Regions from separate parts of the Homo sapiens genome. Here region 2 is linked to region 1. The links are chromatin loops, found by intact Hi-C in ENCODE. Cell type or tissue: heart right ventricle. All regions are shown on one strand. Each heading gives the region's core, and the rest is flanking DNA. Links, peaks and the distances in the headings are about the cores only. Region 1 has its middle 24 kb from the start of TSPEAR. Region 2 holds the start of TSPEAR-AS2 (TSPEAR antisense RNA 2).

Region 1 (14,152 bases), core at 3,141-7,140:
AATTGGATTGTTGGCCTCTGGGTGGAGCCCTTTAAGAGCAAGACTAGGAAAACATGCAGTTTCCAGGCTCTCATAAGCAAATATAGCTGGGAGACAAAAACAGATTTTGAGAGGGATCCATCTGCCTCTAATTCCTGGGGCTCCATGAGGAAATCAGAGGTCTCTCATCTTTCATGTGTGCATTAAGAGTGGCAAGGCAAAATGGAGAAAAATAATTCAGTTGACTGAGAAAAAACCTCTTTCCAGCAAAACAAGATCCAAGAAGAGAAAAACAAAGGCCTTTTAAATATACCTGTAACTTGGATATCCACTTTTAATTAAGCTGAGTGCTCTTTAATAAAATCCTTTTAAATCTCATTACCCAGCTTTAGCCATGCCAAGCGGCCAATATTTCTGGCTTTCAAACTTTTCTGAAGGTTCAGAGAAAGGAAAATCCAAGGCAGTTTGTGGAGGGGAAGGGAATCAACAAATGGCAAAGGTCATGTAGATATCAAACCAGAAAGAACTCATTCCCTAAGCCAGGATTGGACCTGGGCCGCCATTGTAAAATGGTGAAGGCTAAACCAAAGCACTGCCATGTCGCTACAGGTCATGCTCCCAAGGACATAAAACAAGATGGAGGCCTGCAGCAAAGTTTGCTACTGACCATACAGAAAGACATGCAGAGCACACCAGATTGGCTGTAGCTTAAGACCAACTCACAAATCTTTCCTTCCTTCCTTCCTTCCTTCCTTCCTTCCTTCCTTCCTTCCTTCCTTCCTTTCTTTCTTTCTGTCTCTCCTCTCTCTCATCTTTCTCTCTCTTCTCTCTTTCCTTCTTTCTTTCCTTCCTTCTTTCCTTCCCTCCCTCCCTCCCTCCTCCTTCCTTCCTTCCTTCCTTCCTTCCTTTCTTTCTGTCTCTCCTCTCTCTCATCTTTCTCTCTCTTCTCTCTTTCCTTCTTTCTTTCCTTCCTTCTTTCCTTCCCTCCCTCCCTCCCCCTTCCTTCCTTCCTTCCTTCCTTCCTTCCTTCCTTCCCTCCTTCCTTCCTTCCTTCCTTCCTTCCTTCCTAGTTTTTTACTCTTGTTGCCCAGGCTGGAGTGCAGTGGCGCAATCTTAGCTCACTGCAACCTCTGCCTTCTGGGTTCAAGTGATTTTCCTACCTCAGCCTCCTGAGTAGCTGGGATTACAGGTGCGCACCACCATGCCCAGCTAATTTTTTGTATTTTTAGTAGAGACAGGATTTCATCATGTTGGCCAGGCTGGTCTTGAACTCCTGACCTTAGGTGATCCACCCACCTCGACCTCCCAAAGTGCAGGGATTACAGATGTGAGCCACTGCAGCTGGCCTACAAATCCTTTTTCATAATTAAAACTTTACAGAGAAAAACAGTGATAGCTAGGGTTCTGGCCTACTAAAGTGCTTTCTAAAAGGGGGAAAAAAACCCTCTCACTTAAAAGTTAACTCCTGACCTGGTGGAGAAAAGAAAAAAAGCTTAAAGTGCAGGGTTGGAAAGATGCCTTGGGAAAGAACCTCTTATTCTTATACAAATAGTTTCCTCCAACAGGGAGAGAAACTTACTGCTGTTTCTTCCCTAGGGCTTGAATGGAGCTGGACTCCTCAGTCATGGAATGAGGAGACACCATGGACATATGGTGGGGAATGCTGGCCAGCCTGCCACATGCAGCCTTTGAGCTATGCACCCCAGCCCCAGCTGGGAGGGGAGGCCAGGCGGGCGGGGAGTTGCCGCTTGCCCATCTGTCCCAAACAATGAAGGAAAATGCCATAGAAAGTCTGGGTCGGACCGAGGCCGACATTCTTGACCCCTGGGAGTGGCAAGGGTGGGGGCCTGTTTCCTTTACCTTCAGAAGAAGTCTGAGGACAAATAGGCTCAAAAACAAAAGGGAAAAAGATGTTTTGGTCCGCATTTACTCACCTTTGCTCGTGTCCCTGTATGGGCCACCAAAATGATGCAGGATTTTTACTCCTTAGCTCAGCTAAAACCTGGGTTCTTGTCCCATTACCAGGAAAAAATTAGGCACGTGGACATGTTGAAAGGTGAGATTTATTAAAAGAAAGCTCTTGGCAAAAATAAAATGAGGTCCTGCCAACAGGGTCGCACCTCACAGATTGAATTCCAGGCCACCACATACAAGCCGAAGAGGCCAGGCTCCTCCCCGCTGCACAAGGCATGCACTTCCCATGCCTCCACCCCATTCTCCCAGTGCACAGGGGGGCCCCCAGTCCGTTGCAAGCATGTGCAGACAAGACTCTGGGCAGGTTCCCTCATCTACACAAAAGTATCTGATATAAACACTTGTGGGGTGGGCTGGAGATTCTGTGGGGACCCTCACTTACCTGCCTCCTGCATCTGTCATCATTTTGTGATAGAATGAAACTGAGCCCTGCAGAAATTAAAAAGCAAAGAGATAATAATGTCTTGGCCATTAATAAGTCTGGAGCTTAGGATGAGTATTTTGAAAACTGTGCTAAATGTCTTATTTAAGCTAGAATTGGCATTGTGTTGTTGTTCATGTGATCTAAGTCAAGTCAGGACTGATAGGACCGAATGGACAAGTGGAAACATAGCAGCTGGGCAGCAAGAAGAAAGACTTGTGTCCAAATGCAAAGTGACTCTGGATTTATAGTATGCACTACAGTCTACTGCTGTGTAACAAACTGTCCCCAAACAGTAGCTTAAAACAGCCAAATGTATTATGCCACACAGTTTCTAGGAGTCAGGGACTAGAAGCTTAGTTGGTGGTTCTTGTTCAGAACATCTTATGAGGTTGCAGTTAGATGTTGGCTGGGGATGCATCATCTGCAGTGTTTAAAAGGAGTGTCACTTTTAAGAAAGCTTCCTCACAGGGCTGGCAGTCAGTTTGTGCTTTAGTTCTGTACCATATGGCCTGTCCAGCAGGATAGCCTGGACTTTTTTACATGGCAGCTGGGCTCTGAGAGATGGGGGAGAGGAAGAAAGAGAGGGAGAGGGAGTTCTGATGTGTGTCCTTTTCCTTAAAGATTTATTACTGGTCCATCAGAAGGAAATGTGAAACTTCCCACTTCCTCCTCCTTGAGATGCTACAAATATACAACTGACCTTGGGGCTGAGGTGCAGGGGCAGAAGTGGAGCTCTCATGGCCCAGAACAGAGAGGATGCAGAGCGGCATTTCACAGCATGCTGTTTGGGTAACATGATACCCTAGGTCTAGGAGCAATAGATGCATAAATGGATGGCTGGGCAGGTGGATGGACAGAGGGAGGGACACTGAAGCTTGTCCCAGGTGTCTCCTACATGGACTTGGGATCTACACTGCCATCTTTGCTTTCTTCCTACATTGTCATTGCTTGAACAGGACTGCCCCAGGAGAAATGTGTTTTTTGGCAAGTGCAGGGGCTAGAAAAGGAGCAGTTAAGGATAACAGCCACTGTACCCACTCTACCTTCAGAGCACCCTATTGCGGCCTCAACATCCCTTTTTTAATGCCAACTTTTCACTTTACATTTCAAGAAAATAATATGTCTCTTAAAGCTCTTGGGCCTGGATCCTCTGAGGACTGCATGCCCTTGAGAGAGTGGGGCTAGCCCCTGGTTGAAGACCTTTTTTCTAAGGTTGCTATCGATTCACTCCCCTTGCATCTCTTAAGTCTGGTATAGTTGTCCCTCCTTTCTTGCTCCTCTCTCACTGGGATTATTGCCACTGCCTCTGTGGGGATGTATATGGTTTTGGCCTGTCCAGCACCCACTCATCTTTCCCCTGCTAACAGCTGCCTGGCTGGCCTTGGGGCCTATGCCATTCAGGGGACTTGGGGCTCCTGGCTCCAGGACAGGAGAAAGCTTGGAAACATGGTGTATTCCTCTTGATTTCATGTGTGCTGAGTGGAAAGGTAAGGCTCGTCAGGGTTTCCCAGGTCAGAGGCTGACCCCTGTGGAGGACACCAGGCAGCTGCTGCTCAGAGGTCTCTGCAGGAAGGACAGAGAGCCCAATTAGCTGGTGCTTGCCAGACCAAGGCCTTGACTCAGATTGAGTATTTTGAGTAGCGATGCGGGAACATGATTTAGAGTTGCATAGAGTGATGATGACTTCCTCCAATCCATTTCTGCCAGCTGCTGGATTCATACATCCTTCGAAAGATGGTTGTTTGCCATCTTTGCTTCTCTTAATGATCTATCTGGGATCTTGTGTCATGGAAAATGTCCAGATGTATCGTCTTCATTTGAGTGGCTGCATAGTGTCCCTTGAATTGGCATCCCAACCTTTACTCAGTCCCCTCTGTATTGACAGCCAATTTGTTTCCATCTTCTGTTCTTAAACAGCACTGCCATAATATTTTGGTTCTCATGTTGTTATATGTATGTGGAGGTAAATCTGTATATATAAAAAAAAAGTCCCAAACAGGAATCACTGGGTCAGAGGTATTGCCATTTTAAATACTGAGAGATTGCCCCCAAATAAACATGACTTGTACATTCCACCAGGTGCATAAGAGCCATGTTGCCTTTCATAAACAAAGAAAACATTTGGTTCTGGTTCTGCCTTCATGACAGTTTGTGGTGAGCTCTTAAGGCCTCTAATGAGCTTTCTGGTGAATGTCGGCTCCTTTGCGAGCATATCTTGATTGAGAATCTCCTGCACTCTCCTTTTTGGATGCTCTGGCATCCACCAGCATGTTCTCTGCCTGAAACTCCTGTCCCCCTTGTTTTTCCACCCCAAAACCCCTTCTTCAAAACCTGTCTTATGCACCCTGTCTTTCAGGAAGCCCTCCCTGCCACGCCCAGGCTGAGTCTCTTGTCTTCCATGCTCTGAGGTTCTTCCTCCATCTTTGGATTCAAACTCCACTGTTCAAGTGGGCTGTTAGAAGAAGCAGGCTGCCTGTTTAATGGATGAGGGCTGGGCTGAGAGGGGAGACAATTTGGGGGAAATCATTTATTTCCCTCATCCATTTGGAAGAAACTTCCTCTATTACTCAAAATGCTTTGGAATATGACACCTTTTAAATTCATTTTCCCCCAAATCACTCTTCACGCTGCATTTTTGACCAGTGGGAGAAAAACCAGAGTCCACGCAGTGGCAGGCTATCCCTATCCTTTGTTCTGCCTGCTGTTTGGCCAAGCAGTGGTGTGTAAGGGAAGAGGGCTCCCCATGCCTGCTCTCCTCCCTCACATCCACATCTCATCCTCCTTCAGCTCTGTCTGTCCAGCCTTTAAAATGTGTTATTTTTATCCAAGCATCATTTCTCCAGGATATCCTAGATCCTCCCAACAGTCTCTTGCTCCCACCTTTGCCCCCAAGTCTCCTCTCCCTGGTGCTCAGATCATGCACCCCACCCTGTTCAAACCCTCCCTGGCTCCTTGTTACACCAGAGTAAGACACAGACACCCTTCCCTGCCCACAAAACACATGAAGCCTGCCCCCACTCGCCTGTCCCTCCCCTGCTCACCTGCCCAGCCCCCACCTGTCCTTCCCCCTCCCCCTGCCCTCCACCCCACCCCTCCCCTGGCTGTTCTCTGGAAACTTCAACTTTGTCCCCTGCAGAGGGCCTCTGCATCAAGTCCCTTCTCAGAGAGGCTTGGCCTGTTGCTTGCTGCATCCCAGCTGCCCCATCTCTCTCTGCTTTCCCCTCTGTGGGACGTTTGTTTCCATGATCCACCATGACATGGCCTCTGTGGCCCCACAGCAGATGGGGGACACCCAGAAGGGCTCTCAGGAGGGAGCTGTGATTTATCTCAGGGTACAGGGCCCTGCAGGTCCTTGCTAAGCACCAGTGTCTGCCCCTCCCATGGATGCCCAGCCCAGTCAGGGCAGCTGCGTCACTCACTATGTTGGCCTGGTGCCCGTGCTCTGTGAGTTCAGCTGGACTGTGGTGTCCTCACCGTGTTTGCTAACTTGTTCCCACCAGGCTATTTCCTTGGCCTCTGGACATGCAGCCTACTGTAAATGATCATCTCAGTGAACCTTGTGCAGCTTTGCCAGAGGGACCCTAAAAAAGATGCCCACTCCTCCTGTGTACTCTTGTGTGGGTGAACTGGCAGATGATGAGAAGGGGGTGTCACTCGGGGAGGGCTGGTGCCCTGGAAGCATGTGGAGCCTGCAACGGCCCTGCTGCTGCTGGCTAGGACAGAGTGGGAAGTCAGGTGGGCCTGGGGTACCCAGGGATGTGGCAACAGGACAGGGATTTTGTGACGGCCTCAAGGCGAGGCTTCTGGAGAGCCCCAGAGGATCCGGCCAGGAGCAGGCCCAGCTCCTCTCCAGCTTGCTGTGCCTCAAAGAATCCTCTGGATCTCTCTGCCTCAGTTTCCCTAGCTCACCACTGACAGGCTGGACTTCAGGCCCTCTGCAGTGGCCCACAGAAACACCCATGATTCTGCATGGCCACCCCAAAAAAGATGCTGAAGTCTTTTTCCTGTGAATATGCCCTTATTTGGAAAAAGGGTCTTTGCAGGTATAATCAAGTGCAGGTGAGGTCATTGGGGTGGCCCTAACCCAAGAGGCATATGTCCTTATGTGAAGGTCGTGTGGAGACAGAGACTCAGCAGGTGGCCGCATGACAAGGGAGACAGAGGTTGCAGTGATGCGGCCACAGGCCGGGAAACACCACAGCTGCCAGGAGCTGGAGGAGGCAGGAAGGATCCTCCCCTGGAGCCTCCAGAGACAGTGCGGCCCAGTGACACTTTGATCTGAGACCTCTGGCTCCAGGCCTGAGACAAGACTTTTCTGTTGCTTTAAGCTGCCTGGTTTGTGGCTGTTGTCACAGCAGCCCCAGGACACTGGCACTCCTGACATCTCAGCTGGCCGCCACCTTGAGAGGAACCAGCTCTTCTCCCCTGAAGTCTACCTTTCTCCAGCCTAGACCACAAGGAAGGACACTGTCTTGCACCCTGCAGGGAGCACCCGTGACCCCGTTGGGGGATGGAGACCCTGTGTATTGTGGGAGGACGTGACACATCCCTGCAAGGAGGACCATCTGCTTCCTCTCTCCTCGTGGTGCGTGGGCCTGACCTGGAATTCAGAGCTTTGGATTACCTCGCTGCCTGTGTGGAGGCTCCTCAAGTGGGACACCCTCTGTGTGTTCTGCTGTGTCGTCTATCTTAGGTCAGAGCCAAAGCACACGGCACACTTTTTAAGCCTTTCAGAGTTAATTTGTCAGAAGGCAGGGCCTGCTGGGTAAACACTGGGAGCTGGGGACCCCAGCCTGGCTGCCAGGGCTGGAGAGGGCGCTGCCTGGAGCCTCACAGAGCCTGGGAGCTCCACGCCAGTGCCGCTCTTCCGCCTGCCGTGATTGTCCCCGGGTAGCCGCTGAGCCCGCCCGTTGTCACCAGTTTTTCAGGTGACCTCAGTGGCCTGCCAGTCGGGCCTCAGGGCTCATGCAGCCCATGAAGAATTTCTGGGTCCTCGTTTTCCTGAACATTTATCTTCCATCCTGGAACATTTGCGCGTCCTCACTGAGAAGACAGAGAATGCACCCCAACCCTGGCCCCTGCAGGAGGCTGGGAAGCCGCGCTGGGACAGTGACGCCCTGCTCGTGACTTGCCGCCGGGCAGCCCTGGCCATTCCCAGAGCGGCTCTGGTCTCATTTCCGGGGATGGGGCCTCTCCTGTCCTGCCCCCTCCTGTTGGCACCCTCCCTGCAGCCGGGGCCTGGGGTTGGGAGAGGGAGGCTCTGACAGTAGGGAATGACCTGGCATGGGCCACAGCGAGGAGGCCAGAGGTGCCTGGGACAGGCACGGAGGGCAGGGCTGTAAACGGGAATTGGAAGAGGACGGGGCCGGGGCAGGCGGGATGGCAGCAAGAGCTGGCCAGAGTCCACAGGGCACATGGCTATTGCTCTAGCTCCAGCCCCATTTCTCCCAAACCTCCGAGTTTTGGGAAGCTCAGGAATTAAACAGTTATGTCCTAAAGACCCGTATCATGCCTTGAATCCCATGTGTGGGTGAAAAGTCATCGAGGCAGACGACAGATCCATATGGAGTGTGCCCTGAGCACGTGTATCCCCGGCACGGGGGGGTGGGTGGGGCCTGCTGTGTGGAATGACTGAGGGGCCGCTCCCCACTTCGGGGACCTTTTGGATGGAAGGCTGAGTTTCCAGGGGCCGAGTGGCATTTGGGAGTGGCCACTGCTGTGGTTACACTAATGGCATTATCTCCTGGCCCAGTGGAGGGGGCTGAGCCCAGACCCAGGCCACCTGCTTTGTAGGAACTCGGGGAGGCAGGGCAATGGCCACCAGCAGGGTTCCCATTTTATGGGTCAGGAAATGGAAGCCCAGCGAAGTGAAGGGATTTGCTCTTCCCTCTCACCCAGGGGCAGTTTAACCCCGCCTGCAGCCCCACCCAAGCCGGGCCCTATCTCGAGCAGTGACATTCAGAGAGGACAGAGAGCCACAGCATGTGTGGGGATGCTGACTTCAGGCCACGTGGCACTTTCTCATGGATGACATGTCCTGACCCCACAAGGGTTTTACCTCCCGGGGGTAATGCTCCGAGGCCGGGCACCCTACACTCCGAGGCCAAGAGCCAAAGCAGCTGAGTCAGTCACGAGACACAGGCCCAGATGCGCCATTCAGCTCACATAACGTGCAGCCCACATCCCTGTGGGTCAAAACAGCCAAGATCTATTTTTGCATGTTGCAAGTCCAAGGAGGGTTGAAGTTACTCAAGGCTCAAGGGGAGGGAGTACCCCATGCCCTGAGTCTCTGCTGCCCATGGCCCAAGGCCCAGGAAGCAAGCAGTCAGAGCCAAGAGCCAGCAATCGCCCCCACCCAGAAGACCCACTGCCAGGCCCAGCTCCAGGGGCAGGGAGGGCAGGCACAGCCATCAGAGACAGCCGAAAACCTGCCCAAGAGTCAGGTCACACTCCGTATGGATCTGCTCTTCCAGAAACACAGCCGTGCAGTAGCCTGGATGTAGCCTCTGCCCCGGTACTAGAAGGCCCCGTGGCATAATCAGAAACAGATTCCTGGCATGGAGCTTTTAAAGCCCTTGTAACTTCCTGAGCGATGGGGTGAGAGAAACATCACGTGTTACAATATTTTGTCCTAGCTCCTAAGACCCTTGGACTCTTGGGAGACATGAATGTTTTCTGTTTGTTGATGAGATGCCTGGAGGTGAGGCCCTAGCCAGCTTCAGAATGGGGTGCTGGTGGCAGAAAGATTAAGGCAGATGCCTGGAGGTGAGGCCCTAACCAGGTTCAGGATGGGGTGCTGGTGGCTAGAAAGACCAAGACAGATGACTGGAGGTGGGGCCCTAGCCAGCTTCAGGATGGGGTGCTGGTGGCTAGAAAGACCAAGGCAGGAGGCGGGGCCCTAGGCAGCTTCAGAATGGGGCGCTGGTGGCAGAAAGATTAAGGCAGATGACTGGAGGCGGGGACCTAGGCAGCATCAGAATGGGGTGCTGGTGGCAGAAAGACCAAGGCAGGATTCGAGGCTGGGACTTGCTGGAACCTGTGACCTCCGTGCAGAGGTTGGGGACTGAGTCAGTCACCAGGAGTCACTAACTTCACCAGTCATGCGTCACGGAGGCTCCTTCAAACCCCCACACAGAGGATGCAGAGAGCTACCGGGCTGGGAACACATCCTGAGCTGGGAGGGCGGGGCAGCCGGGGCTCCACGGATGCCAGCTCCTGCACTCAGGGTCCCTCTGGGCCTTGCCCTGCGCACCCCTCACCTGCTGCTCATCTGTGTCCTTCAGCACACCCTTTATTAGGAGAGTAACCCAGCAAACAGAAGTGACGTTTCCCTGAGTTTTGTGAATTATTATAGCAAATTATTGAACCTAAGGAGGGGGTCATGGGAACTCCCAATTTATAGCCGAGGTACTGGGGACAGATGACACCCCGGGACCTGTGATTGGCACTTGGAGTGGGGACAGTTTCCTGGGCCCATCCCTCAGCCTGAGGGGTCTGTGCTGACCCTGGTCAGTTGGTGTCAGAACTGAATTAGATTGCGGGATACCCCATTGGCACTGACGCAGAATTGGAGAATTGGTATGGAAACCCACACATTTGGTGTCAGAAGTGTGGTAAACACAGTTTGTTTTCATTTACCCCCATCTTGCTTCTGTCTTTTAATGCCACTTTATCCTATTCCTAAAACTGAGCTGTGCTGGGGGAAGCTGAGCCCTGCAGGACGTGCCCGGTCTGGGCCCCGGCCGCGGCTGTGCTCCTTCAGCTCCAGGCATCTCCCAAGCCTGCTGCTGCTTCCTGAGCTCCCATGCCCAGGCCGCAGGTGCCAGGCCGCAGGTGCCTCCTCACTGTTGCAGGGGCAGAAGTCCCTCTACTGCTGTGTATTTGGCTCCGAGTCTCACGCCCAGCCATTCCCAGTGCTCCTTTCCCCTCACCTGCATCTCCTCTGTGGAGCCTGCCTTTCCTCCCTGCCTGTCCCTCTCCTTCCCTCACCGTCCTCTTGCCACCAGGTTGTCAGCATTTTGCAGATAGGACTTGTGTTGGATGGGGCTGTGACTAGCTTTCCATGTGACATAAAACCTGAGCATCTTGATGTGAGGAGTCTTGCCATGTTGTTTGGATTTCACTGAATTAAAATCTGGGTTTTGTGGTCATTGTCGTGGACTGAATGTTTGTGTCTCCCCTAAATATATCTGTTGAAACCATAACCCCCAAGGTGAGGGTATTAGGAGATGGGTCCTTTGGGGGCTGATGAGGTCATAAGAGTGGAGCCCTTGTGAATGGGATTCGTGTCCATATAAAAGAGGCCCCAGAGAGCTGCCTTGCCCCTTCCACTGTGTGAGGACACAGTGAAAAGACAGCTGTCTGCAACCTGGGAGAGCTTTTAACAGACTCCAACTGTGCTGGCACCCTGGTCTCCAATTCCCAGCCCCCAGCACTGTGAGGAAATAAATGCCTGTTTTCTGAACACCATCCAGTCTACAGGCACCGTTGCGGCACCCAAGCCAGGACAGAAGATCAGTGCGAGGAGTGAGAGCTGCTGCAACCAACGCCTGTGAATGTGGATGTGGCCTTGGAACTGATGAATGGGGGCAGCTGGAATCATTCGGAGCCACATGCTAGAAAAAGCCTAGATGGCTACGAACAGCTTTTTAAAGGTGATTCTGGTGCGGGCTCAGCAAGAAGAGAAGCACTGCAGAGAGAGCCTCTGTCTTCTCAGAGGACGCCTAGGGGATCGTGAGCAGAACCCTGGATGGGAAGGCTCAGATGGAAACCAGGAACATGCTAGTGTCAACTGGAGGAAAGGCCACCTTGTTAAAAAGCAGCAAAGAACTCGGCCGAACTATGTTTGTGTCCTGGTGTTGTGTGGAAAGCAGAACTTGTGAGTAATGAAACACGATACTTGGCTGAGGGGGTTTATAAGCAAAGTGTTGAAGGGACGGCTTAGTTCCTCCTGGCTGCTTATGGTAAAATGTGAGAAGCTAGAAATGATTTCAAGACCAAGCTGTTAAACAAAAAGAAACCAGAACTTAAAGATTTGGAAAATCCTCAGCCTATGCATAATGTAAAAAAATGAGAATGTGTGTTTGGAAGAGAACATTAAGGGCATAGCCAGATGACCATCTGATAAGGGGATTTGTGTGGGTGTGAACCACAGTCACAACCAGCTGTCCCGGCAGGAACACTCAGCTTGAACCAAAGGTGGGAGAGAGGGGAAGGAAGTGAGTTTGGCCGTCTGACCTCTTGGGTTGTACCGAGCAGGACCAGGGAGCTATTTGGCTGTGAACATGCACTATTCTTCAAGACAAGGGAAGAAGGACCCAGAAGGTGATTTAGAGTCCATCAGGGCTGCCACATGGGCAGCTGCTCCCTGGGAGCAACAGGCCAGATGCTCCCTGCCCAAAGCCTTGGGGGCAGGGCTGCCCAGAGCCTTGCAGGCATGACCCCTGCCCCCCAGAGCTGCAGGGGCAGGACCATGGCCGTAGTGGGTCTGGAGGGCAGGGGCTCAAGCCAAAGAAGATGATTCTTGAGCCTGAAGATTTAACATTGTTTGCCCTATTGGGGTCCAGGCTCCATGGGACCTGTTACCCTTTTCTTCCTTCCCATTTCCCCCTTCGGAATGGGAAAGTCTGTCATATGGCTCTCCCACCATTGTATTTTAAACGCATGTAACTTGTTCCATTTTACAGGTTCACAGCTAGGGAGGAAGTAAACTTTGAGTGTCACCCGTATCTGATTTAGATGATGTTTAGATGAGACTTTGGACTTTAGACTTTAGAGCTGATGGCAGAACGAGCCACCACTTTGGGGTTGGAGGGGTGAAATGAATGTGTTTTGCACATGAGAAGGACGTACAATTTCGGAGTCAGGAATAGAATGTTATGGGCCGATTGCATCTCCCCAGAGTTCCTATATAGAAATTCTAACCCTGGTGTGGTGGCGCTAGGAGGCAGGGCGTTTGGGAGGTGATTAGGTTGTGGCCCTCATGATGGGGTCCTCTTATGAAGGAGACCCCAGAGAGCATGCTGTCACTTTTGCTCTGTCTGCCACATGAGGGTGCAAGAAGAAGACAGCCGCGAGCAAACCAGGAAGAGTGTCCTTGCCAGAACCCGACCCTGCTGCCACCTTGGCCTCCAACTTCCAGCCCCTAGACTGTGAGGAACACAGCTTGTTGTTGAAACACCCAGTCAGTGGTATTTTCTTACAGCAGCCAAAATCCACTAACGGTCATCAAGAAGCTGATGTGTGATTAGGAACCACCTCTTGCCCAATGTGCGGGGAATCAGTTGGACCCTGACGGAGCTGCCTCGGTCAGGAGTCCCGGCTGCAGGGGACATCCACAGAACCCAGAAGTTATGGAGAAGCCACTGGGGCACAGGCAGCCTGGCTCCCTAGGATGCAGAAGACACCAGGCTCTCCGCCCCCTCCCTGCTGCAGGCCGCTTTCCTGTGCCTCTTGCTATGGTCAGGGGTGCCGTGTTCCCCTGGAACACGTGCCGCCTTCTGCACTGCCTTGAGTCTTTGGCCCGCTTGTGTCTTGGACTTACCGCAGTGCTGTTTTGTGAGGGGCACAGACGCACACCATCAGCGCTCAAGAGGCAGACACGAGATCGGGTGATACTGGGCCAGCAGGCCAGTGTGCAGCACCCTCCACTTCCCGGCCCTCTTGGATGGTCACCTGTCCTGAGCCTGTGGCCCAGCGGGGCCCTGTCCCCTTGATCTGTGCATATTCGCAGGGGCGGGGTGCTGGTGGAGAACTCAAGGGGGCCCAGGGCTGGGAGCAGCCGGTGCTCCTGGTGAGCTCACTCTGACCAGCTGCACAGGCCATGTGGAGGAGGGGACGATCCCCAGGTGCCCCACAGGCCCCCTATCCCCCGTCTCTTCAGGAGAGGGATGACGGCCACTCCCAGTGGTGACTCAATGCCTGTGCCACCCACATCATCAGCTGTGCTGGCGGCTCACAGAAGACGACGGGACAGTCCATGTTTTATGCCCATATATCATATATTTTTTATCTACCATGGGTATCTACATACATTCTTGCTGCACGGTGCCGAGATGCTCAGTGTCTATCTCTGACAGTGAAATTGTGATCAGTTTTCATTCCTACTTTTTGTCATCCATATGTGATGAGGTTTCAACAAGGAACCTATTATTACTTGTGTCGTAGGAAAAATAAAGTTATTTTTAAAAGCAAACGTATGTCTAAGTGATGTAATCTATTTGCTGGGTGTAATAGGCTAGAATGCTCTCAGAAGCCTCCCACCTGACAGCTCCCCTCAAATCTGTCAGCGGGGAATAAAACTGTAAGGGCGCGATGGCCTTTTGGTTGTTAGTTTAGCAAACTGCACGAGTAAGACACAAGCGCGTTCTCGTCCATCAACACCAAGTGGGTCATCGTGGCGGGGCAGGACCAGTGCTATGAACTCGCTGTAATTTGGAATTCTACCCGAGAAAAATGCGGTTATTCAAGGGACACTTTGACCCTTGCATTTGAAGTTCTTGCATTTTACTTGGACCAACATTATCAATGCTGGGGGTCTATGGTCTCCACTCTCCCACCACAAACATCGCTGGTGGTGATGCTTAATGAGTTGCCATTTTGACTTCTGATGCTGAGAATAGCACTAATGCCAAGATATACTTTTTTTTTTTTTTTTTTTTTTTTTTTGAGATGGAGTTTTGCTCTTGTTGCCCAGGCTGGAGTGCAATGGCGCGATCTCGGCTCAACACAACCTCTGCCTCCGGGGTTCAAATGATTCTCCTGCCTCAGCCTCCC
Region 2 (10,852 bases), core at 530-4,529, 220 kb after region 1:
GTGGGGAAGGGCAGCTTTACGTGGATGTTCAGGGCACGAGGAGAGCAGATGTCAGGGAGCACCCTCCCCACTTTCCCAGCCCTCACCAGGAGGAAGTGAGGGCTGGGAAAGTTGGGAGGGTACCTGCAGGGCAGTGGGGCTGGGAGTAGGCAGCAGGGTCACCACCCAGAGCCACAGGCTGCAAGTGAAACGTGAAGCCTGCCCTTGTGGGGTTGACAGGGCTGCACGATAATGACTGGTCGGTGGCTGGGAGGGAGTGAGCCATTGGGAGGCTGCTGTGGCCGCCCAGATGAGCCGCAGGCGCCCAGGTGAGGAGGCAGCAGTGCCAGAAGGAACACACCTTGAGCTCGCTAGTGCTGTGGATGGAACAGGTGAGCGTGCCTGGGAGCCAGGAAGAGGCGGGATGAGCCTCCTGCCACGGGGGCAGAGTGAGGCTCAGTGCACTGGGATTGGGGGTGAGCAAGATTCCTTCCAGCCATTGGCCTTGGTAACAGCCTCAGGAGGTAGGTGGTGGTAGCGGCTCACACTGGCTGAGCCTCGACTCTGTAGAGCACCTGTGCCAAGAGCTCTGCCCGCATCCGCCCACATCACCCTCACAGCACCTTGAGAGGGGCTTGCTGCCACTGGTCCCTGTTATCCACAAGGACACAGAGGCTCAGAACGGTGGAGGGCTTTGCCCGTGGCAGAACTGGGATCAAGCCAAGCAATGCGGCCTGTCACTTGGTTTGATGTGGCACGGGACAGAGCTGAGCATAAGTTCCTTGTCTTACTGGTCCCTGCACAGTCCTCTCACCACAACACGCATGCTGCTAAGACTCTGGGAAACTACAAGGGTGTCCTGGGCTGGTGGCCACGTGCTGGTGTGCGGACAGCGGACCTGAAGGAGGGTTCAGGAGCCTTCGGTCATGGGTTAGCCTGACCACAGGGCTCAGCAGGAATGGCCCCTCTGACCAGTAATCATTGACCTGGAGTTGGACTTGAGGCTGGTGAGGTTGAGATGCGAAAGCAGCTGCAAGCTGGGGCCAAGAGCGTGATATGGGCTGGAAATTGGGACTCCCAAGGAGGGCTCGATACGCGGGGACAGTGGCTCAAAAGGCAAATGGTGGGCTGGGCGCAGTGGCTCAAGCCTGTAATCCCAACCCTTTGGGAAGCCAAGGCAGGCGGATCACAAGGTCAGGAGATCAAGACCATCCTGGTGAACACGGTGAAACCCTGTCTCTACTAAAAATACAAAAAAAAATTAGCCTGGCATGGTGGCGGGTACCTGTAATCCCAGCTACTCGGGAGGCTGAGGCAGGAGAATGGCGTGAACCCGGGAGGCGGAGCTTGCAGTGAGCCGAGATCACGCCACTGCACTCCAGCCTGGGCGACAGAGTGAGACTCCATCTCAAAAACAAAAAAAAAACAACAAAAGCAAATGGTGACATCGAGCAGCAACGAAAGGGTGGCTTGGGGACTTGGGCACAGCTGCAGAGCACAGCAATCCGGCCGACAGCAGTTCCCGTGGAAACACCCGGGGCTCCACACCAGTCATGTGTCATCAGGATCATACTGGTGCCCTGACATGAACGTGCGCCCTGCTGGCCCCAGGCTCACACATGCAGAGCCCCAGCACACTGGAGCATGTTTGAGGAGCTTTGCCAGAACCAGGAAGGGATTTGAAACGTTATCACACAAGGAATAGTTGCAGGACTTGAGGCTTTATCCTGAAAGAAGACGTAGGCAGTCACTTCCAATCATCTAACGAATGAGCTGGTGGGGGGCAGGGGGCGGGCCTCCAGGGGGTCTTGAGAGCAGAGTCGCGCACCCTGGATGGAAAGGCACCACAAGTGACTTTCTCGTCAACTAGGCAAGGTCTCCTAACAGCTGTTGTGCCACGGAGAGGCTGCTGTCCTGGAGGTCCTGCATTCTAAATCACAAAGTGAGGTGACAAGAGAAAGGATCCCTGCAGTGGGTTGGGGAGTGCGTTTTGGAGATTATCATCCTAGATCTACCAACACCGTGATCCTAAAGCCCCTGTGATAACACCAAGTCCAATTTACAGTGTCTTCTTCACGACACTGCACCAAGGTGCTCAAGATGCCCCAGTGCCCCAGAGCGTACCTGGCCAGCTGCGTGTCACCCATGCCATCCTCTCCAGCTAAGGGTCCCCGGATGTTTGACAAAAATCCTGAAAACTGCAGGAGTCAGGCTAAAGAAAAAGGCTGAAAGAAACTGAGCTAGCTCTAGAAACAGAAAGGAATTTTTTTAAGTTATACTTGTCTTCAGAAGTATTCAAGATGATACTGCACTTACGAAATAAAAAATGCTACTAATGAGACAGAGAGCTTGGACATTAAAAATGCAATTGCTGGCATTAAAAGAAGACATTCATTAACATGACTGAAATATAAAGTTAAGAGTATCTTCTAGAATGTAGAATGAAAAGAGACAGAATCAAACCAGGAGAGTCTGTATCTGGCTAACCAAAGTTCTAGAAAAAAAAGAAGAGGGTGAGGACAGTGATGGAATTGTCAGAGAAGGCTTGAAGAAAACCGCCCAGATCTCATCAGACTGAAAGGGCGCTGAGCCCAAGGAGCGCGAGAGCAAAGGAAAGTTACCTTCAAAGCACACAGGAGCCGCGGCAGCCTGGGATTTCCCATCGGCAGCCCTGGATATCAGGAGGTAGGAGGGCTCAGTGTTCTGAAGGCGAGTGATGTCCACAGAGCCCCCGCAGGACAAGGACGCTGGCCACTGCCATGCACGGCTCCCACATGTCAGTGGCTTCCTGCCATATTGGGTTAGTTCTCATATCAAGTCAGACAAGGAGCACACACGGTGGGAAGCAGCAGGAAGGGGCTGACCTGACCTGTGCTCACAGCCCATGGGCCAGTGCCAGTCACATGTCCCAGCCTAGCTGGACCTGTACTCACGTGTCCTCACAGCTCATTGGCTAATGCTTGTCATATGACCCAGCCTAGCTGGACCTGTGCTCACGTCCTCACAGCTCATTGGCTAGTGCCAGTCACATGACCCAGCTTGTCCCTGTGTCACGTGTACTCACAGCTCATTGGCTAGTGCTGGTCATATGACCCAGTCTCCTGTCAGTCTGAGACCTGTGGGAGCCCTGGACTAGGCGGTGTTCCTGGGGGGTGCACTGGCAAGCCCAGGTACTCAACCAGAATGAGAAGATCAGAACTGGAAGTGGTGGCTCCACCCAAAGATGACCATAAGGAAAGTTCTGGAATGAGAACTGGTATGTGTCCTAGAGAGAAGCCAGCCCAGATGGTCTGGGGTCAGGGAGGGCATAAGAGGGGGTTTGGGGGCTGTGGAGTCCACGGAGCACAAAGTGTGTCCAGGGATGGCGTGCTGAAGGAGTGACAGAAGCACAGACTGCAGGAGTCGAGGAAGGCAGAGACACAGGGGCCAGGCCAGGACGGCCTTCCTGTGCAGCAGCCGCTGAGGTGGGACAGGACCGAAAGCCCCAGGGTGCAGGAGCGAGGGGCTCCTGCGATGGGAAGATGGGAGAGCTGGGAGCGTTCTCGCATGCAGAGCTGGTGTGTTTTCTTCCTCTGGGAAGGAAGGAGGGGAGGGCCATACCCAGGAGGGGACAACTAGAAACTTGTTGAAAAGCAGCGTACATAGATCACAGGTCCAAGGACGAAGCAGGTGAACCCGTCCTGTGATTTTAAGCATGAAAGGAGAATGTTTGCCTGGCATGGGGGACTGCCCCAGGGATGGCACAGTTGGTCATCCCGACATAGAAATCGCCTGGGTGGGTGGTGCCATAGCCCGGCCCCTGGCTCTGGGGGCTGACATTACCGTAAGGTCAGGACCACACGAAGCTGATCCTGATGTGTCACTCAGAGAATCGCCCCGTGGCCGAACCCACCCTGGGCGCGGGTGTTGGTGTTTATTAGTGGAGGTACAACCCAGGCTGCTTGGGGGAGGGGAGAAGGAGAGCAGAGGCCCTGCATCTCCATCCCACACCCTACACCGTGGGTGAAGAGGCGAGGCCAGAAGCCGCCCACCAGGAATCAGAGGAGCTCCCAGCAGCACCCACTGAGGAGGACAGTTGCCACAGACCCTAAGCAGGAGCAGCTCTGCCTTCAGGTGCCCAGACCAGGTGCAGGCAGGCAGCCTGGCGCTCCCAGATAAACAAGGCCTGGCAGCCCTGGCCACTGCCCTGCATGTGGAGCACAGCTCCCTTCACTCCTGACAGCCTCATTCTGAAAGCCCTGGAATTCCTGCTGATGGCAGCCTTCCTTGTTTTCCTGTTTTGGAAAGCCTTTTGGAGATTTCTGGAAGGTGGTCTGTGGCTGCGCATCCTCAGCTGGTTGGCGATTCCACCTCAGACCCATCTCACAGGTGTGGAAACTGAGGCTCAGGAGCAGGGACCTGGCCACAAACACACGGCGGTAAGCGGCCGAGCCAGGGCGTCCACAGGTGTCCCTGTGTCCACATGAATCGCCTCCTCTGTGCCTGCCCCATGGGGATGGAGCCTGCAGCCTGGTTTGGGCCGTGACGGGAGTGCCTGGGACGCCTCACACCATGGTGGGGTCTCAGCCCTTCACTCATGGGGCCCATCCCTTTGATGGACTACCTGCTCTTCATGAAATGACGTCGGGACTGGATTCTGAGCTTCGTTGATCTTTGTGTGTTCTGGAAGGCAGTCGGGAGGTGTTCGTGGAACGTGGTTACCGAAAAACACGGGGCTTCTGTCACGGGTGATGTGGTGGAGGTGGCAGCCCAGCCCAGAAGGCGGCCACTCTACATTTTCAGGCCGCGTGTGAAGGCCAGCTTTGATCTACACCAAGGACTGGAGCAGTGGTCCTGGAGATGCACGGGCATCCTCAGAAGGGGGCCAGCAGCAAAGGGGCAGAAATGGAACCACCGGAACCAAGGGGAGGGTCTGGGCTAGCGACCCATGGCGAAGTCCCAAGGGGTGGGTGACATCCGCCTGAAAGAAACATCAGAGAAGAGCAGGGGCTAGAGCAGGACCACAGCAGACAGAAGGAAGCACGGCTGCAGCTCCCAAAGCAGAACCAGAACTCCGGGAACGGGGACCTGGCTGCTGGGGGCGCCATCATGGCCCAGGCCCTGAAGGTGCCTTAGGAGGGCCCTGGGAAGGCGCTGGGACCACGCACACATGGACGGGCTTCCTCTCCACCTGGCCTGAGCCTCATCTTTCAAAACTCAGTAATTCCTCAAAACTCACAAAGCCCACTTTCATGTTTTGCCAACATTTCTCACATTGTGTTGAAATCCTTTTAGGTCCTAGAGATGTCTTAATTTGTTTACTGTTTGGTTTGAGTTTTGCAATGTCTTTCATGAACGTGAGCTTTGAAGCGGGTGAAGCCGAGATGCTTTGAAAGTGGGTGTGTGCCATAGAGAGGCGCCCTTTCTGGAGGGGTCTGCGGGGGTGTGGGGTGCAGGTGGGGTTTGAGGAGCTGTGCACACAGACCTCACTTTCTCCCAGAAACACAGGGTGGGCGCATTCCCAGGGCACTGCAGGTTAAGTACAGTGCTCCAAGGGAATGGTCGGTGGGCATGGCAGGACTTTGCAGCCCCAGGGCAGATATGAGTGAGGAGCTGGCTGCCCACCCTGGGGAAGGTGGTTTGATGTCCCATTCTTCCGCCTGCCCTCAAAGTCTTTCTGCCCATCCCACCAGGAATTCTAGAACAACTTTCTTCCAGGTTGGAGACACCAGGCCTCCAATGACTGGGCCTCCCCAGCTTGGACCAAAGGAGGAGTGAGCTCTGTCCCTAGAAGTCTAGGCACAGGGTCCTGCTCCCTGAGCTGACGAGGAGTAGGCCGTGCAGTCGCGGTCACCAAATGTGGACTCCAAAATAGGTTTGGCTTCTAAGTGAGTTTGCTGCAGACCTCAGAAGGTGTTGCAGCTTCCAAAGCTTGGTGCTTCTGTGATTGCAGCTGTCGGCATGTGGGGTCCTCACAAGGCCAGCAGCAGCCACCATGTTAGTAAGGACCCCTCGTCACAGCTGGGCCCCCGACTTGGTGCCACACACTTCCCAAGGGTCCCGCCCATGGCTCAACACACATGTACATGCACACTCATGCACACGTGTGTGTACTCGCTTCCATGGCCATGGAAGGGCAAGAGGTGCTGTAGGCAAGGATACAGTGGGGGCCACTCTGGGGACAGGTGCCCGGCAGGCAGCCATGTGGTGCTTAGAAAAACAGGCAGGAGCCCCTAAGCACCCTCATGAGGCCTGGCTGTGTCTGAGTCTCCATCTGCACATCTGTCAAGGGGGTGGCATGAGGGGTCAGCACTGCCCAGGACAGCCTGAAGGGGCTGGGCAGAGCCTGGGCGGGAGGGCTCCAGGAAGGTGGCAGCTATGCCCCATGACTTCTGTCTTCTCTGACACAGGAGCTGGCAGTGGCCTAGGCAGCTTGGGGAAGGTGCCAGGCTTGCGGGTTCTGCAGGGCCGGGAAGAGCACGGGGGGCACCCAAGAGTTGGCTGGGGAGTGTGCTGAGCCCAGTTCTCTCAAGGGAGTCACCTGTCATCCAGTAGCGCTGCCCCCATGGCCACCCGGGATGCTTGTCCAGCCTGAGCTGGCTACCCTCAGAGAGGATGCCACTGCCCCCCCAACCAGGGCTTGTTGGGGAACTGCCTTCTGGTGGCTAGGGAGGGAGCCCCAGGGGTGCATCCTGCCTCCCTCCCCTCCCCTGGCATTCCCAGACCACAGAGGCATCCTCTTTCTTTGCCCTATCAAAGCCGGAACCCAAGGGCCTCTTTGCCCAGCAACTAATCCACTGATTACCGGGTGCCCACCCGCCCTCGAGGGAGCTGTTGGGGGCTCCAGGTGCTCCTGGCTGCCAAGTCCCGGAAGCACCATCATCCCAGCAAGATGCTCCTGAGCTGCCAGGCACCGTGCCAGGGCAGCAGGGCCAGGCTCTGGGGAATTCCATTGGAGGGAGGGCGGGAAGGGCCTGCCCAGCCCAGCAGGTGCCTGGTCGCTTGGCTCCCGTGCCAGCCAGGGTTTGGCAGGGCCTTTGATGTGAAGATTCTTTCTCTCTCCTCTATGAGTCCCTAATGTGCTTAAAATCTGGGAGTGGCCTGACAGGGGGGTCCCACACTGCACACCCTCTGCCTGGGTTGGCACAGCCCCTGGGGGGCACCTCCTCACTTCTGAATGTGAGAAGGCCCCGGCTTCAGCAGAGGGACAGGTTCACTCCAACCTGCAAGGGGCTTCTGACAGCCTGGCATAGGGAGGAGGGGCTGTCAATAGCCAATGACAATGACCGCCCTACCGTGGACTCGGCCAGCTAAATGCTGGGACCAGGAGCCGGTGACACCCCGTGGGGGTTCTGCCAGCCTCCAGCCAGTTGCAGATAAACTAATTTTTCTTTTTGCCAAAGTATGTTTCAAGTATTACATGGGATACACACAGACTAAAGAATCATTCGTTGTCTGAAATTTAGATTGAACAGGGACCCTGGATTTGCTAAATCTGGTGCACAGACCCTCGCTGGGTACAGGGAACAGAAGGGTGACTTGAGCAGCCTCTGAGCCGCCCCCGGCCCCCCAGGCCTGTCTGGCCCTGCACTCCAGCAAGAGCTCTGCTTCGTAGCAGCACCCAGGCAGGTGACCACACAGCATTCACTCCGGCCACTGCCATGCCCTGGACAGACCTCCATGCCCACCCCCACAGCTGACACGTGCTCTTCCTGGAACAAATACACGCCCCACCTTGGGCTCCAACCAAGATGCAACTCAAAGTTTGCTCCCTGCCACCCCATGAAACGTGGGCACAATCCCTGCCCTGGAGGCAGGCTGCAGTGCTACAGGTCCCACCAGACCAGACTGCCCGTCTCGCGCATTCCCAACCCAGGGTCTCCACCAGCCTCAGGGCTGTGGCCAGAGCACCGCCACCTCCACCCTACGCTCCTGCCACCTGCCCCTCCCCAGGGCTCACACAGCAGCCCGTGTGCCACCCATGCCTAGGGAAATACCAGGTTCTCTGAGTGGTCTCCCAAAGCCCCTGTCTCCATCCCTAGGGATGTACCGAGTTCTCTGAGGGGTCTCCAGAAGCCTGTCTCCAAGACCACCACCCTTCTTTCCCATCTTAGGAGTGGCACCCACCCCACCCCACCCCCACAGCACTTGGCTCACCTCTCTCCTGACACCTTCCTAGCTCCTGTGGGTCTCAGAGCCGTCCACATACATCTGACCTCCTCGTTCTGCTCAAAAGCCTCCTCCGGCTCCCCAGTGACCTTTGCCTGGAGGCCCAGCTGCTTTCCACAGCACCCAGGCCCTGTAGGCCCGCCCCAGCCCCTGCTCCGCACTCTGTGTGCGCCCAGCCCTCCTGGCTCCCTCAGTCCTGTGTGTCTGTCCTGCAGTTCCTTCTGCCTGGATACCCTTCCCTGCTTCCTGCTGCCAACTCCCCTGTCCGTCCTCCATGCCTTTGGGCCCTCTTCCTCTGTGCCCCCAAGGCCCCGGGCAGCCCCTCCATGGTCCCCCATCTGCAGCAGCCCGTTCCAGGGCTCCTTTGGGCAGGGAGGGCACCTCACTCATCACTGAGATGTGATGCCCGGCTCAGCCCCAACTTGCAGTAAAGCTCTCTCTACACAGTGCTGAGTGCCAGCTCGGGGTCCCCCATCACCCTGGGCTGCTACAGGGCGGGCACTCCGGGCCTTTCCCTGAGAGGGAGTTTCAGGCTGTTCTGGCCCCGGCAGTCCATCAGGATCTGCCTCAACACAGGTGAGCATCAGCAAGTAGCTAAGAAGCAGGGGCTCCACTGGAAGGACGCCCAGGGCTGGAGGCGTGTGTCCTCAGTCTTTTCCAGCAATGTGGGGAGAGCTGTGCTGTGTGGGTGCATGTGTGTGTGTAGATGTCATGCAGGCGGATGCATGGGTGTGCCTGCAGGGATCTGCCTGTGTACAGGCATGTGTGCAAGTATACACATATGCACATGGACACAGATGCATGGTTGCATGCATACATACGTGTGTGTAGGTATACATGTGTATGTATACATGAGCAGGCCTGTGTATCTGCATGTGTATCCACATGTGTACAGGCATGCATGTGCATCTGTGCATGTAAAAATGTAAGCATATATGTGTGTGTGTACACAGTGCATATGCATGTTTGTGTGTGTATGCATGCATGCAGGCGTGCATGTGTGTGTGCGCACAGTGCACATCCATGTTTGTGTATGTATGCATACATGCAGGTGTGCAGGTATGGGCCTGTGTGTGCAGGTGTGTGCAGGCATGTGTACACACGTGAGGGTTGCCCACTCAGTTGGTTTCCTCAGCACAGGCGTGGGAGGAGCCCAGGGTTGAACAGTCTGATGATTCCTGTTTCTCTTCTGCTGAGTCAGTGAACTGGCCTGTGTGTAACACTCCCCCCCGCCCACCTGTGAGGCAGCCAAAGTCCAGATGCTGCTGAAGGTCCCACCGGCCCAGAGTGTCTCAGAGTCCCCTTGAAGGACGTGGGGTGGCCCTGGACGGCTGTTCTCCAGCAGATAGGAATAGTCACATCTCGTGGAGCTGCAGGAGGGGAGGGCGCGCTGACCCGGGAAAGCCTCAGCCAGCCCCCGGCCCCGCCCCCGCCGAGGGTTCGGCGCCGCCAGGTGTCCTGGGCCCCTGTCCTTGCCTAGTGAGTCTTGCTTTCTTAGCTTAAGCTCACCCATGTGCGCTCCTCTGACCGGCTGCGGATCTGCTTTGGGACCTTGCCTGGTGCCCACGGAGCTGTGTCCTCACCTGTGGCGCCCTCCCCTGCAGCCCAGGCTCTCCGGGCTCGGGCGGGCAACGGCGCCCCCTGCTGGGCGTGGAGAACGCACGTTGACGTTGGGCCCAGAGTTTTCTCTTTCCTGCAGCACCTGAGCCGGCCGGGCAGGCGCCGGACAGTCAGGGGGACCAGAAGATGCCTGGGCAGCCCCGTCCTGAGCATACAAGCAAGGGAGGGTGCCTGACCTGCTGCGGAGGGCAGGTCGCATCAGACCCAGGGGCGTCTGAGCCGGGCCCTTGCTGGTCGATTTGGGCAAATAGAAAACGTCCCAGTGGTTGCTGTCACGGGAGGCTCTCAGAGCTGCTTCTTACCTGGCCCGGTGGTGCAATGTCCCTCAGGCAGAAGGCCCTCCGGACGGGGGTGAGTCAGGAAGAGACACAGCCCCGCAGCATGACCGGCTCCGTCCTCAGCTAGGACAGCCTGGGACCGTGCGCAGGGATCCCCGGCCTGTGGGGACACTGTCCCCAGGGAAGCAGCCTTCCCCTTCCCCGTGCAGCCCCACCACCCTTATCCCCAAGGTGCTGGCAGAAGCTTCCGCCTTGTGGACCCCACATGCAGACAGTCCTGCAGCTCAAGGTTGGTGGCAGAGGTGCCGCAGTTGGGCCTCCGTGTGCAGCCCCAGACCTGTTGCCTCTTGACGGTGGTAAGTGATTTATGGAGGAATGGCAAGCACAGGAACCCAGAGATGGCTTCTGTCTACAGAGCCAGAGGAAAGACTCAGCCAAACTGCAAGGCCAGGGAAAGCGTGTAAGAGAAAACTCGAGAGGTACCTGATGTTGCTTCAGTGTCTGAGGCTGGGACTAGAGGGATCAGGGTGGGCTTCCTGGAAGAGGTGAGACAGCAGGTGGTGCTCGTAGGACGCACAGCACTGGGGCCTGGAGTAGGAGAAGGCATGGATTGCTGAGAAGCAAGTCACACAGATGGTCGCTAGGGGCAGGGCTGGGCACAGCTGGCACTAACATTCAGGGAGAAGTGGCCAAGGAGGCTGCCAGCAGGAGTGCCACGTCTGGCACCTGGAGCACAGCGGGCACTGGGCTGTGCCAAGATCCCACGTCCTGCCAAGTGGCAGCCCTGGGGACAGCCAGGGAGAGTGCTGCTCACTCACACCTCTGCG

What was found. Hi-C counts contacts between places; a loop is a spot of excess contacts. Peaks named below come from ENCODE experiments on the same cell type or tissue, not always from the same donor. Only the 100,000 strongest peaks of a DNase experiment are listed, where the experiment ranks them.
Region 2: a loop joins it to region 1, with 2.7 times the contacts of the local background. A loop is called at or near these places in 30 of 110 quality-filtered maps.

The regions. Positions count from the first base shown.
Region 1 is chr21:44,728,496-44,742,647 of GRCh38, reverse strand. No RefSeq gene overlaps it. Among named protein-coding and RNA genes, the nearest start is that of TSPEAR, 24 kb to the right of the region's middle. RefSeq lists enhancers at 5,929-6,604, 6,605-7,278, 9,305-9,980, 9,981-10,656, 11,294-11,794 and 1 more. In heart right ventricle, for the core only: no CTCF peak of the experiment used is centred there; no DNase peak of the experiment used is centred there.
Region 2 is chr21:44,509,584-44,520,435 of GRCh38, reverse strand. The region is part of intron 9 of TSPEAR (thrombospondin type laminin G domain and EAR repeats); the gene reads left to right. It overlaps TSPEAR-AS1 (TSPEAR antisense RNA 1), which reads right to left. Exons shown (of 7, transcript NR_103707.1): 6 at 10,509-10,613; 7 at 3,861-4,939. It overlaps TSPEAR-AS2 (TSPEAR antisense RNA 2), which reads right to left and starts at 3,221. Exons shown (of 2, transcript NR_026548.1): 1 at 2,601-3,221; 2 at 1,459-1,808. RefSeq lists enhancers at 139-688, 10,850-10,852 and a silencer at 9,663-9,712. In heart right ventricle, for the core only: no CTCF peak of the experiment used is centred there; no DNase peak of the experiment used is centred there; H3K27me3 peaks cover 779 bases.